4 separate regions of the Homo sapiens genome follow, and regions 2, 3 and 4 are each linked to region 1. A link is a contact called in ENCODE Hi-C or POLR2A ChIA-PET data. All regions are on one chromosome and are shown on one strand. Each heading gives the region's core, a stretch centred on a gene start or an enhancer-like site at or near the end of the contact. The rest is flanking DNA. Distances are from core to core; before and after follow the strand shown. Region 1 holds the start of SDHAF3 (succinate dehydrogenase complex assembly factor 3). Region 2 holds the start of GATAD1 (GATA zinc finger domain containing 1). Region 3 holds the start of SAMD9 (sterile alpha motif domain containing 9). Region 4 holds the start of VPS50 (VPS50 subunit of EARP/GARPII complex).

Region 1 (2,679 bases), core at 52-2,551:
TTATTAAAATAAAGTGCTCTGTGTCTGAAAAGCTTCAACTTCCCTGCTTCAGGCAAGCGAATTACATCAAATACACCATGATTTTCAAGAAAGTTCTAAATTTCCCGATTGTTCTAAATGTCGCTCTTAAAAGCTTCAATAATTATACAAAAAAGAATTCTGGAAGTCAGTGCAAAGTTTGTGTTCACCCTAACCATTCTTTTGATTTTTTTTTACAAAGCCGACTTCAGTCATCTCCCCTTCAACTATTTAGGCCGAAGAACCGCTTACCTCTATTTTCATATCAGCTCCAACTCATGCTTTCAAATATCTGAGCTGTCATTCCAATCTCTAATTCCATTCATTTATTTATATTTGCAAATGAAAACTAGGGGCAATCCTGCAGGGCCCCGAGCCCCACGAAATACTCTGAATATCTTTTTTCCTTTACTCAAAAAAAAAAAAAAAAAGTCAAACGACTTATTGCTAATGCATGTGTCTGTTTAATATTTAGCGCAATGGTGCAGGGCGAAGTAACAATGACTTGAGACCGGAGGAAACAACTTTCGCCTGACTTAACTGCCACCAGCATTTTTCTCCTTCACAGTTTGTAATCTCCAACCTTTTGTAATCTTTTTCATGTTACCTGATTTCTGTATCAGCCAAGTGAGAAAATTATTTAAACCCAACCAAAAGCGCTGAGATTAAATAATAAATTACGGAAATAAGCCTTTAAATTTGAAAACTAATAAGAGAACCATTAATTTATTAATGGGCGCTTACTAGGTGCAAAGGCACTTAAAAGGACAAAAAGCTCCTGAGGTTTTTGAGCACTTAACGACGACTTGCTCATTTTTGTGACCTCCTACCCTCACCCTTTGAGCACCTGGCATCTGCAGGAGCTCAAAAGTTGAACTGAATTGGGGACGCTGAAGTAACAGGATCTGCTCTAGTGAGAAACCCGTGGGAGAAACTTTGGAAAGTGTTACCTGAACAGCATTACGCTATTTCAAACAGAACAGGTTGCTGCTCTGTTTAACCCCGCATGGGGGACTGGAACTAGAAACCTGGACACCGAGGAACCCCAAAGGTCTTGGGCAAAGAGAAGGGAGCGTCACTTGCCTCCCATTCTTGCAAGAAACGCTGTGCCTCGTCAGAACCAACGGTCTTATGTCTCCTAAATTCGTCTTTCACGTACTGGTCGCCCAGGGATTTGAGGTCCGGGGGCAGAACACGGTGCAGCTGCAAGACGCGCTTGTACAATGCCCGGACTCGAGAAACGTGCCGCCCCGGCATAGCGCCCCACGCCGACCGCCGACTGCGCCTGCGCAGAGGGACGGCGCGTTCCCGCACTTCTGCGAACTTGCGTATTAGTGAACCGGAAGGCAGACGAAAGAGGGCGCGCGACCTCTATCCGGTTTGGTCCCTTGCACAATCAGGTCCTCCCGGAAACCCAAGCTCCGCTGCGGGCGGAAAACGGGTCGGTCCTTCTCTAGGAGGGGCGTGGCCCTCGTGGAGTCGCGCCTGCGCCTCGTCGTGGCTTCTTCTGGCCTGCGTCCTGACGACACAGGCCTTGAAAGAGAGAGGTCTGTGGTGGGCCGTTGTCATTTCTCAGTCCCACTCCACTGTCTTTTTCATTCAACTTCGTTTCTGTCCTCCTACCAAAGGCCTGAGAAAAGCTTCGTTAAGATCGGGCTCCTCCGGGATTCCTTCCATGGTTCCCAACCCATTTGAGGCATTTAGAGTATTACTGCACCCTGCTTTAGGGATCAGAGTGAGATTAATCTCGCCATCCACTAGCTCACCAACCCACGCTCTTTGCACAGCGCTGTTCTCCCAATTTATACTCTGGGCATGGGCTCTTCCTTGCAAACAACCCAAGTGAGCCCAGAGCTGGCGGACTCCTTAGCCAAAGTCAAGTTGGCTGCTGAAGGATCCTTGGGAAGAGTTTTAAACGTATTGTTTCCAGGACCACGACCCTGGAGATTCTGGTTAAATAGTCTAGGATAATAAGAACGAGGAATCTAGAAATTTACAAAGCTCTATCTTTTGCGAAGGTAATACTGAGAGTAGAACTGGTTTCCAAAGCTGGCAGCTCCTTGTGTTGTCCTTTCCTGTCACACGTTTGGTTCTTCAGCAAATCCTGATGGCGTCACCAACAAAAATGCAGAAATCAACCATTTCGCCCCATGTACTCTACCACAATCTCTCTCCACTGGATATTGTGTTAGCTTCCATATCTGTGTTCAGCTTCTGGTCATGACCAACTTTGGTCATGCTCCAACATAATTTAAATTAAATTTGGCCTAAAATTTCCTCCCTACTCTGAGTTGCTATGTAGGGAACTGCAACCTAACTTAGTATGTAAATTAACTGCAACTGAGAGTATATTCTTGTGACAAGTAGCTGAGCTTCAGCCAATCACAGGCTGCCAACTGATCAGACTATGTGCATATAAGGCAAATACGTCATAATGTCCTGCCCAAATAAGACTAGCCCAACTGTAAGCAATCAAGCTGTTTCTGTGGGGCACTTCCTTTTTCTGTCTATAAATACTGCCTGCCCACAGTGCTGGGTAGAGCTCTCTGAACCTCTCCCTGTTAAGTGCTGCTGCCTGATGAATGCCTCATAAATCGTGTGTGTGTGTGCACGTGCGCTCGTGCAAATAAACTTTATTAGATTTAACTTGTTTAAAGTTTT
Region 2 (2,679 bases), core at 94-2,593, 4.7 Mb after region 1:
TTTCAGCAGCCGGAGCAGATTTGTATTTAGTGTTTCTGAGCCGAGCAGACCTCCTGTGAATTTCCTGCTTACTCTGTTACACAAACAAATTAAAGAACAAAAAGAGAAAGAAGTAAAAAGTGCATAAAGGTTGCAGTACAATCATCTTACAAGGATCCCAGAGTATGTACTTTATAAGAGCATTTAACAATTAAGATTGCCCTTTTGCTTTTCAAGAGAAGTAATTACAGCAACTAGGCTAAGTAAAACCGGAAGTTCAGCACCCGGAATCTCGGAGCTCGCTGGACAGGCGTCTCCAGAGCCTCCAAAAGGTGTGAGCTGCTTGTAATAGGGCAGGAGGCGGGAGTAGGAGTCAGTCTTGACCAAGACAAACACTATTCATTTGTTGTGTCTACAATAGAGAAAAACACTTAACAACTTTACTCCCTAAGGCCAGAGAACGTAGTAGGTTATGGCGCCCCCTGCAACGGAATACTTAAGCTGCCATTTACAATAATGACATAATAATCTTACTTCATAACCTGATATGACAAAACCTTTAACAAGGAATGAGGTCCAGCGCCTGCATTTGTGGCATGACACTGTATACGACTGTGTAGACATGTGTATATTGAGATTTTCTTAAGGGCTTTACATCTTGGTTCTTATTGCTTTGAATTTCTTACAATAACAGGTGCTTCGGAATGGGCCAAACGAAAGATCTCAGTAGGAGGTGGGGAGGGGCGTTCCAGCCAGCAGGAGCACGGCGATCGGGGAAGCCCGCGCCCGCCCGCTCCCAGCCAGCCCGTCCCCGCCCGCCTAGCACCTGGTCGGCCTCCGCCGGCGGGAGGGGCCGGAGGAGCTCACCTGCTTGCCGCCCCCGCCCCCGTTGCTCTGCGGAGGGGTGGCGGAGGTGCTGGCGAAGGTCGCCGCGCCGAAGCCGCCGCCGCCGCTGCCCCCAGTCCCTCCAGCCGCCCCCGAGCCTGCGCCCCCGCTGCCCGCGCCGCCCCGGCCAGTGCAATGATGGCAGAGGATCTCCCCCTGCGCTCCCTTCTTCCACATGGAGGACGACGTGGTCTTGCATACGCTGCAGGTGGGCTTCAGGCCCAGCGGCATGGTGGCCGGCTCGGGCGGCCCCCGCGGGCGCAGAGACACGGGAATGGCGGACGGTAGCCCGGCCGCCCCCTGGTCGGCCCGCCACTCCCGGCGATAGGAAGAGCGGTGAGAGCGTCGGCACGGAGCTGCCGGTGAAAGGACCAGGCCGCTGGCGCTGCCCCGTGGAGGCGGGAAGCGGGTTCCGCCGGCTCCGCAGGCGGAGGCCAGGATTCCCTGGCCCGAGGCACTGGGAAGCAGGACTGGGAAAGGGATCTGGCCGGGGTGGGGGGGACGCGGAGACTTCCGGCGGTGAGCTGGCCCCAGGGCCCCGCAGCCCGACCGCCTGACCGGAAGTGCAGCACCCGGAATTACTGGGAGCTTGCTGCAGTTCCGCTTGCTGTCGCCTAGGGGCAGGGTTCTCAAACTTTTTGGTCTCAGGCCTAGAATTTGCCGGGTAAAATACAGGACGCCCAATTAAATGTGACTTTCAGGTAAACGACGAACAATTTTTTTAGCGTGAGTGTATCCCATGCAATAATGGTTTATCCGAGAGGCGTTTAACTGGGGGTCCTGTATTTTTATGTGCTAAATCTGGCAATCCAGGTCTGGCGTGGTGGCTCACGCCTGCAATCCCAGCACTTTGGGAGACCAAGGCCGGCGGATTACTTGAGCTCAGGAGTTCGAGATCAGCCTGGCCAACGTGGTGAAACCCCTTCTCTAATAAATATACAAAAATTAGCCGGGCTCAGTGGCGGGCTCTGGGGTAATCCCAGCTACCCTGGAGGCTGCGGCAGAAGAATCTCTTGAGCGCGGGAGGTGGAGGCTGCAGTGAGCCAAGATCGCGCCATTGCACTCCAGCCTGGGGGATAGAGTGAGACTCCGTCTCAAAAAAAAAAAAAAAATCTGGCAATCTTACTTAGGAACCCTTTACACTCTTAAAAATTATACTTTGGACATCGCCCTACACCTCCCCCATGTCTATACTTTTGTTTAGTTGAATTCAGAGCATGCCGTTTATGGACATCGACAAAGGGTTCAGAAAATGCCATCCACTGACATCTATGTATTAGAAATTGAAATTGAGACATTTTACAGCCTAAGATGTCAAGCGCACATTCTTCAGCCGTTGGATAATATCGTTGCAAATCCTGTGGACTCTGAAGAGTATACCGATTAGAGAATGCGGAGAAAATCGAATAGCTGGCTGTTATTCAATTCAAAACTGTTGGAAAACAGTTTTGGCTCTGAGGACCCAGCAGTTGACAAACAGCAGGCCTGGGACAAGAGCAGTATGAGAAGTCAGATCGCCTCTTTTAATGTCACTAGTCAGTACAGGCCTCGCCAGACAAGTCTCTCCTCAGCCTCACTTGGAAGAACATGCCCTCTCTTCATGATCCTGGGTTTCCTAGACTTAGTATCCTTGGAAAGGTCTTGATGAATATATTGTGGTGGGAAGCAGTGGGGAGAAACAAACGCCTATTATGTCACAAAACCACATTTAGTGCTTATAACAACCTTGGAATGAGATATTATCAGATTTTACTGTTAATTGGTGATCAACGGAGGCACTTCTATGTGGACTGGCTGTCATTATAGCTGCTGCCC
Region 3 (2,679 bases), core at 101-2,600, 4.0 Mb after region 1:
AGGGTCTGTGAATTCTCTTGGCTTTCCTGGTATGTTGCTGCAGTAATTCTTGAAGCAAAAGTTCATGATGTGAGTCTCCACATGCTGTCCTGTCTGTCCCAGCAGGAGCTGCAAGCTAGTCCTGCCTCCTCACCCTCACAGAACCACCAGAATAATGTTTGACCAAATATCTAGGCACTCTGTGGCCCGGTCAAGTTGACCCATAAAATTAACCATCACACTGGTCCCCATGCAAAGTGAAACCCAGGTTTTGGAGTTCAGGCCCAGGGTCCCCTTACGAGGAGGGCTCCTGAGGGTGATAAGTGTAATGGTCATATCTAGGCTGTCCTTCATAGCCACTTTCTTTCTTCCTAAACCTCAGGATTTAAGAGCACTGGCCTGAAACCTGGATTCGAATCTCTGCCATGTATTAGTTATGCAAACTTTAGCCATATTATTTAATCTCTATGCCTCAGTTTCTTCACCTTTAAAATTGAGATAAAAATAATCTCTACCTCAGGAGATTGTTGTGAAGAGTAATTAAGTTAATATGAAACATTTAGAACAATGCCTGGTACATGGTAAGCGCCCAATAAATATTTTAAAATAAATGTTTTTAAATGTTTTCATCTAAAACCAGTGTGAATCAGTTGTGGGATGTGGAAACCAAAAGCTAATTGAGCACACACAATAAATATCAGTACTTGCTGTTAGTTTTTAAAATATCAGCTATTTTTGTTGCTCTCACTCAGGCAGTTTTCTCTCTGGCCCTGACACTGACCTTAGAAAAGATAAATCTCTACAATGTGACCATCAGGTCTGCTGCAGCCCTGGTCTGCTCTGCAATAAATGAATTTAGCACTTATTGGGGTGCTCAAAGAAGTCCTATCCCTGAAAGACATTCTTTACACTTTAGGAAAACAGGAATGGACAGTAACTCCACCCTTAAAGGCCAGTGAAATATTGACCTAGAGTATCTCCAACCTGGTGCTCTACAAGGCTGGGACTGCAATGTAAACTCATATTCCCAAGGGATCAATTAAGCCAGAATATCCCACAGTTTGTCTATAACAAGACAATGGGGCTTTCTGCAGCCCTCAAAACTCTCAAGTGAGGAAAAATTGTTAAGCCTTCAGATTTTAACCAAGCAGACCAGAAGGTGGTATATAGCCATAGCTTATTAAAAAGCATTTCAGATAGAAAAGGCGGTGCTGTAATTTCAGATCTGAGAAATGAAACTGAAACCAAACCTATATTCTTCCTTCCCCAACCTCCCAGTTGTTAAACACGCCCTGCTGTTTCTGAGCCAATTAGAGCTTGCTGTGAGACAGAAGCAGAGAATACATAGACTTCCGTTAAAACCAGAATGAGGAAAATACTTTTCTCTAGCATCGTAGGAGGAAGAAAACAAACACATCAGATATTTTCAGCACTAAAAGAGATGGTTTTCCCCACATATATGTAAAAGAAATTTGCAAGACTACTGGGTAAGTACAATATCTATTATTAATATTGTTCTTACTATCTATAGCAGCATTTTATTGAATAGAAAGAAATATACTTTTCAATTAGAAGCTTCAAATATACCTCAAAACAAAAAATAGTATTCTAAGCCTAGAAATTCTAGACTATTTGTTGCTCTGACAGCAGTCTGCTTTATATTAGTTGAAAAATTAGTCATAACATTTCATTAAAGATGCAGTTGAAAACTACAGACACTTTTATTGATGAACTCTCCCAAGGCATACAGCATCTTCAGAAAGAACAAACAGGCCAGGTGTGGTAGCCTGTAATTTGAGCACTTTGGAAGGCAAGGACAGGAGAATTGTTTGAGGCCAGGAATTCAAAATTAGCTTGGGCAACATAGCAAGACCCTACCTAGCAAGATTCCTACCAAAAAAAAAAATAGCTGGATGTGGTGGCACGCAGCTGCAGTCTAGCTACTTTGGAGGCTGAGGCAGAAGGATTGCTTGAGCCCAGGAATTTAAGGTTACAGTGAGCTGTAATTGTACCACTGCACTCCAGCATAGGCAACAGAGTGAGACACTGTCTCAAAAACAACAACAACAACAACAACAACAACAACAACAAACGGAAAGATAGATAAAGAACAGGCAATGAAAACTTAAAAGTACTTTACTTTAATCAAATACAACTTCCACCATCTACTCTAAGAAATAGGTAGCTTCCAGAAAACAAAACTCTCTGAGAGCTTCTCAGATATTGTTGTCGGATGACATACATAGGAAGACAGACAGACAGATAGACTACTATGGGAAGTCTTTGGAATTAAGGCAGCTTTATGTTCCTGGCAAAAATACTAGGTTTATGTCTAATTTCTCCCCAAAGCAAACAGTAAGATAATGCAAGACGGTTGGAGGATCACATTTCTGAATAAAGGTCTGACCTTCAACTCCCTTCTAGAAAAGTTAACAAACCCTACAGTTTAACACCAACCAGAGTTAAAAAATGTATGTGGGTTCAATCAGTAACAAATAGTGTTTCCTACTAAGATGCTCAGAACCAAATTTTCAGGTCAGTTTTTAAAGTATACGGAATCAAAACCAGTAATTTTAGGTACTAATTTTACTCCCTCATTTCACCTTTTCTCCCCCTACCCTTATTTAGCCTTCCCCATGATTTCTTTACCTAAGGGTTTTAATATATGTGTGATCCTATATTACTTTCTAAATTACCTAA
Region 4 (2,679 bases), core at 60-2,559, 3.9 Mb after region 1:
GAGGAATTAACAAATGTTACTAGCCACTTACTTAAATATTTTTATTATTCACAGAACATTTTGATTATATTTTCATAACATTAACAAAATGCTCTGACATAACTAAAATAATCATGTAAGGGTCATTTGTGCATTGTGCAAGAGAAATACACAATTTGTATCCTGTTTATATATCTCTCAAATTGTGAATTCTCAAATAAGAATGTGGAATTTGAGTTATTTTTGTAATCAACAAGAAAAAAACTCACAAATATACCTTTCACTAAACGATTACCTTCCACATTCTCCAAACTTCTAAAAGCCATGTTGATTTAAAACTCTAATCTTAACTATCTTTCATATTAAAATAATAAAATGACCAATTCTAGTGAAATATTAAAGCTGAAGTAAATAAAGGCAGCTAAAACAAAGTCATAATCAATAAGTACATAAAAGAAAATTTCTGCACTTCTTAAATGAAGCTGAGGCATTATTACGAGGTCCCTAACATTTATGAGACAGGTTACAAAATAGCCAAAGCTCTTATTCATGAATTTCCATTCTGGGGAAAAAAAAGAAAAGATCAGTATTTTGCCATGACAAAAATAAATTTTTTAAAGCAGAATTTCACAAAGAGTTTTCACATATATTAGCTTATCGATGACCCTCATAACAGAACTGTGAAGTAAAATGAACAAAAATAATTATTTTCACATCCAGAAACGTAAGCTACAAAGTTTGGGGACTTGCCCAAAATCCAAAAGCTACTAATTCTGTCTTCAAATCATCCGTTTTCAGTCTTTCCAGGTCACCTCTACTGCACAGACCACACCACCCTACCCAGGCTATCAGCTCGCATATGACAGACAGCCTGGATGCGGAAGACCTTGCAAGGAAGCTCGGGCTGTTCTGGAAAGACGGCAAAAAGAGGAGGAGGGGAGACAAAGATACCCTGATTCCTTCAATGACTTATTTTTAAACGAATATTTCTGGGAGGCTGGTACCCGCTGGAGCAGTGCTCCAACCCAGGCGGCCCAGGTGAGTTTTCTAGGGTATGCCCCGGCTTCCCAGTCCCCCTGACACCTGCCACCACCCATAACTTAGATCCCCGCCCGCCACTGGTTGGGGACAGAACATCTCGGCTCCTCTCACTTCCGAGATGAAGGAAGCCTTTGCTTCAGCCGCCGCGACTTACCTGTCGGGTCATGAGAGATTTGATTTTTTGCATATCGAAATCCTGAGGAGGGTACCCTGCCTCAAAGAGCTAACAAATCACACCGAGCCACTACACAGCTGGCCCTGACACTAGGAAGCCATAGTGGGTGGTCACGTGGAGGAGCCGACCCAGGGTATCCTGTCTTTCCCTGGGCCTGCTGGGAACTGTAGTCTTCTGGACGCCGGCGGTAGCAACGATGAACTAAAGTGGCCAACCCAGGGACTACATCTCCCAGCAAGCAAAAGAGCGGGTGCTTCAGTTAAGCCGGTAAATATTACTGCTCAGAGCGACCACTGCGATCGCCGGTCTTACAAAGGTGCTTGCACTAGGCAGTAGCTACTCTTCGGCGAGACGGAAACCTAAGTCACAGGTGACTAGGCGTTGAGCGAAAGATCAAACTCAGAGGAGACAATATATAAGCCAGATTGACGCGATGTCCCCTAGGAGTGTGAGGGAGGAAACCTCACCTGGTCTAGAGGGGCGGGGTGGGAGAACGAGAGACTGACGCGAAGGAGAAGGAACTCAAGAAAGGGCTGTCACTGAGGGGTAACCTGAGAACTCGAGACTACCCCGGGCGCGCTGGGTTTGGCCTGAGGAAAGGTGTGCTCTAGGTTGCCCAATAGGCGGCCCTCCAGGTTTAGGGCTGTTCTACCTCAGTCTTGGTATCCCCTGCAAAAGCTCTAAAATCGAAGGATTTTGACGCCCGCCTATTATTTTACCTCCGTACTCTAAAGCAGTGATGACGGGAAATACGACAATAACGAGTATACCTGTCACTTTAAAGTCCTCTTTTCAACTTTTGGCAGTTTAGTTAAATTGGGGAAAGGAACAGAAGTGTCTTTGGGGACACAATTTTAAAAGGACTTTACAATTATGAGAATATGAGAAGAAGAAGAAAAAGCAGCCCTAAAGCTAACAATGATAGCTAACACTTATCGAAAGCCGAGTACCTGTCAGGAACTGCTAATAGCTTTAAATATATGATTTCATTTATCCACACAAGAATCCTGTGGGTTCCCATTTTAAAGATGACGAAGCAGGTATGGCGAAATTAAGGAACTTGCCTAAGATTACTGCAGATGTGCAAGTAGAAACTGAAGGATTAATCGGTCATCAGATGTGTTAAGATTTTCATGTATTGTGCTGAAGAAAGTTCTAAAGCATGGCACCAATTTTTTTAAGTTTATTTTATTATAATGTTAACTTCTAAAAGTATGACACAGACCCATAATTTCAAAAATATTTCTTAGAATAAAAAAAGTTCAAGTGTGTCAACGTAATAAAAAATACTAGGTAAACAATAGTATGGGTGGTAGTCAGATATGGCAAAACTAATAAAGGTGATTTGCAAATGACTGAAGTTTGGGGGACACTAACAGAGGTTATTTCTGATTCTGAAATTCTATTTTCTCACCCCTTAGAGCCTCGTTTTATTAATTTTTACAAATGAGGTTGTAATATTTTAATATTTTATATAGGGCTTT

Evidence for each region. A loop is a pair of places that touch in the nucleus more often than their neighbours do. ChIA-PET counts read pairs that join two places held with the same protein, here RNA polymerase II (POLR2A). Pooled maps may share reads with other maps.
Region 2: a map of CD4-positive, alpha-beta T cell shows a loop between it and region 1 (9-fold over the local background). The contact joins the promoter of GATAD1 here to the promoter of SDHAF3 in region 1. A Hi-C loop is called at or near these places in 2 of 168 maps with a recorded cell type or tissue (CD4-positive, alpha-beta T cell and naive thymus-derived CD4-positive, alpha-beta T cell) and 6 of 50 pooled maps. POLR2A ChIA-PET finds 5 or more read pairs at or near these places in 1 of 52 experiments (T-cell).
Region 3: a map of CD8-positive, alpha-beta T cell shows a loop between it and region 1 (21-fold over the local background). The contact joins the promoter of SAMD9 here to the promoter of SDHAF3 in region 1. A Hi-C loop is called at or near these places in 2 of 168 maps with a recorded cell type or tissue (CD8-positive, alpha-beta T cell and naive thymus-derived CD4-positive, alpha-beta T cell) and 6 of 50 pooled maps.
Region 4: a map of CD8-positive, alpha-beta T cell shows a loop between it and region 1 (17-fold over the local background). The contact joins the promoter of VPS50 here to the promoter of SDHAF3 in region 1. A Hi-C loop is called at or near these places in 5 of 168 maps with a recorded cell type or tissue (B cell, CD8-positive, alpha-beta T cell and naive thymus-derived CD4-positive, alpha-beta T cell) and 11 of 50 pooled maps.

Annotation. Positions count from the first base shown.
Region 1 is chr7:97,116,320-97,118,998 of GRCh38, reverse strand. SDHAF3 (succinate dehydrogenase complex assembly factor 3) reads right to left here and starts at 1,301. Exons shown (of 2, transcript NM_020186.3): 1 at 1,102-1,301. The coding sequence starts at 1,275. RefSeq lists enhancers at 1,124-1,213, 1,564-1,643.
Region 2 is chr7:92,446,146-92,448,824 of GRCh38, reverse strand. GATAD1 (GATA zinc finger domain containing 1) reads right to left here and starts at 1,343. Exons shown (of 5, transcript NM_021167.5): 1 at 847-1,343; 2 at 1-73. The coding sequence starts at 1,095. RefSeq lists an enhancer at 174-223 and a silencer at 654-1,423.
Region 3 is chr7:93,116,650-93,119,328 of GRCh38, reverse strand. SAMD9 (sterile alpha motif domain containing 9) reads left to right here and starts at 1,350. Exons shown (of 3, transcript NM_017654.4): 1 at 1,350-1,466.
Region 4 is chr7:93,230,996-93,233,674 of GRCh38, reverse strand. VPS50 (VPS50 subunit of EARP/GARPII complex) reads right to left here and starts at 1,309. Exons shown (of 28, transcript NM_017667.4): 1 at 1,175-1,309. The coding sequence starts at 1,207. It also overlaps a transcript of HEPACAM2 not described here. RefSeq lists enhancers at 789-848, 1,089-1,138, 1,229-1,398, 1,539-1,608.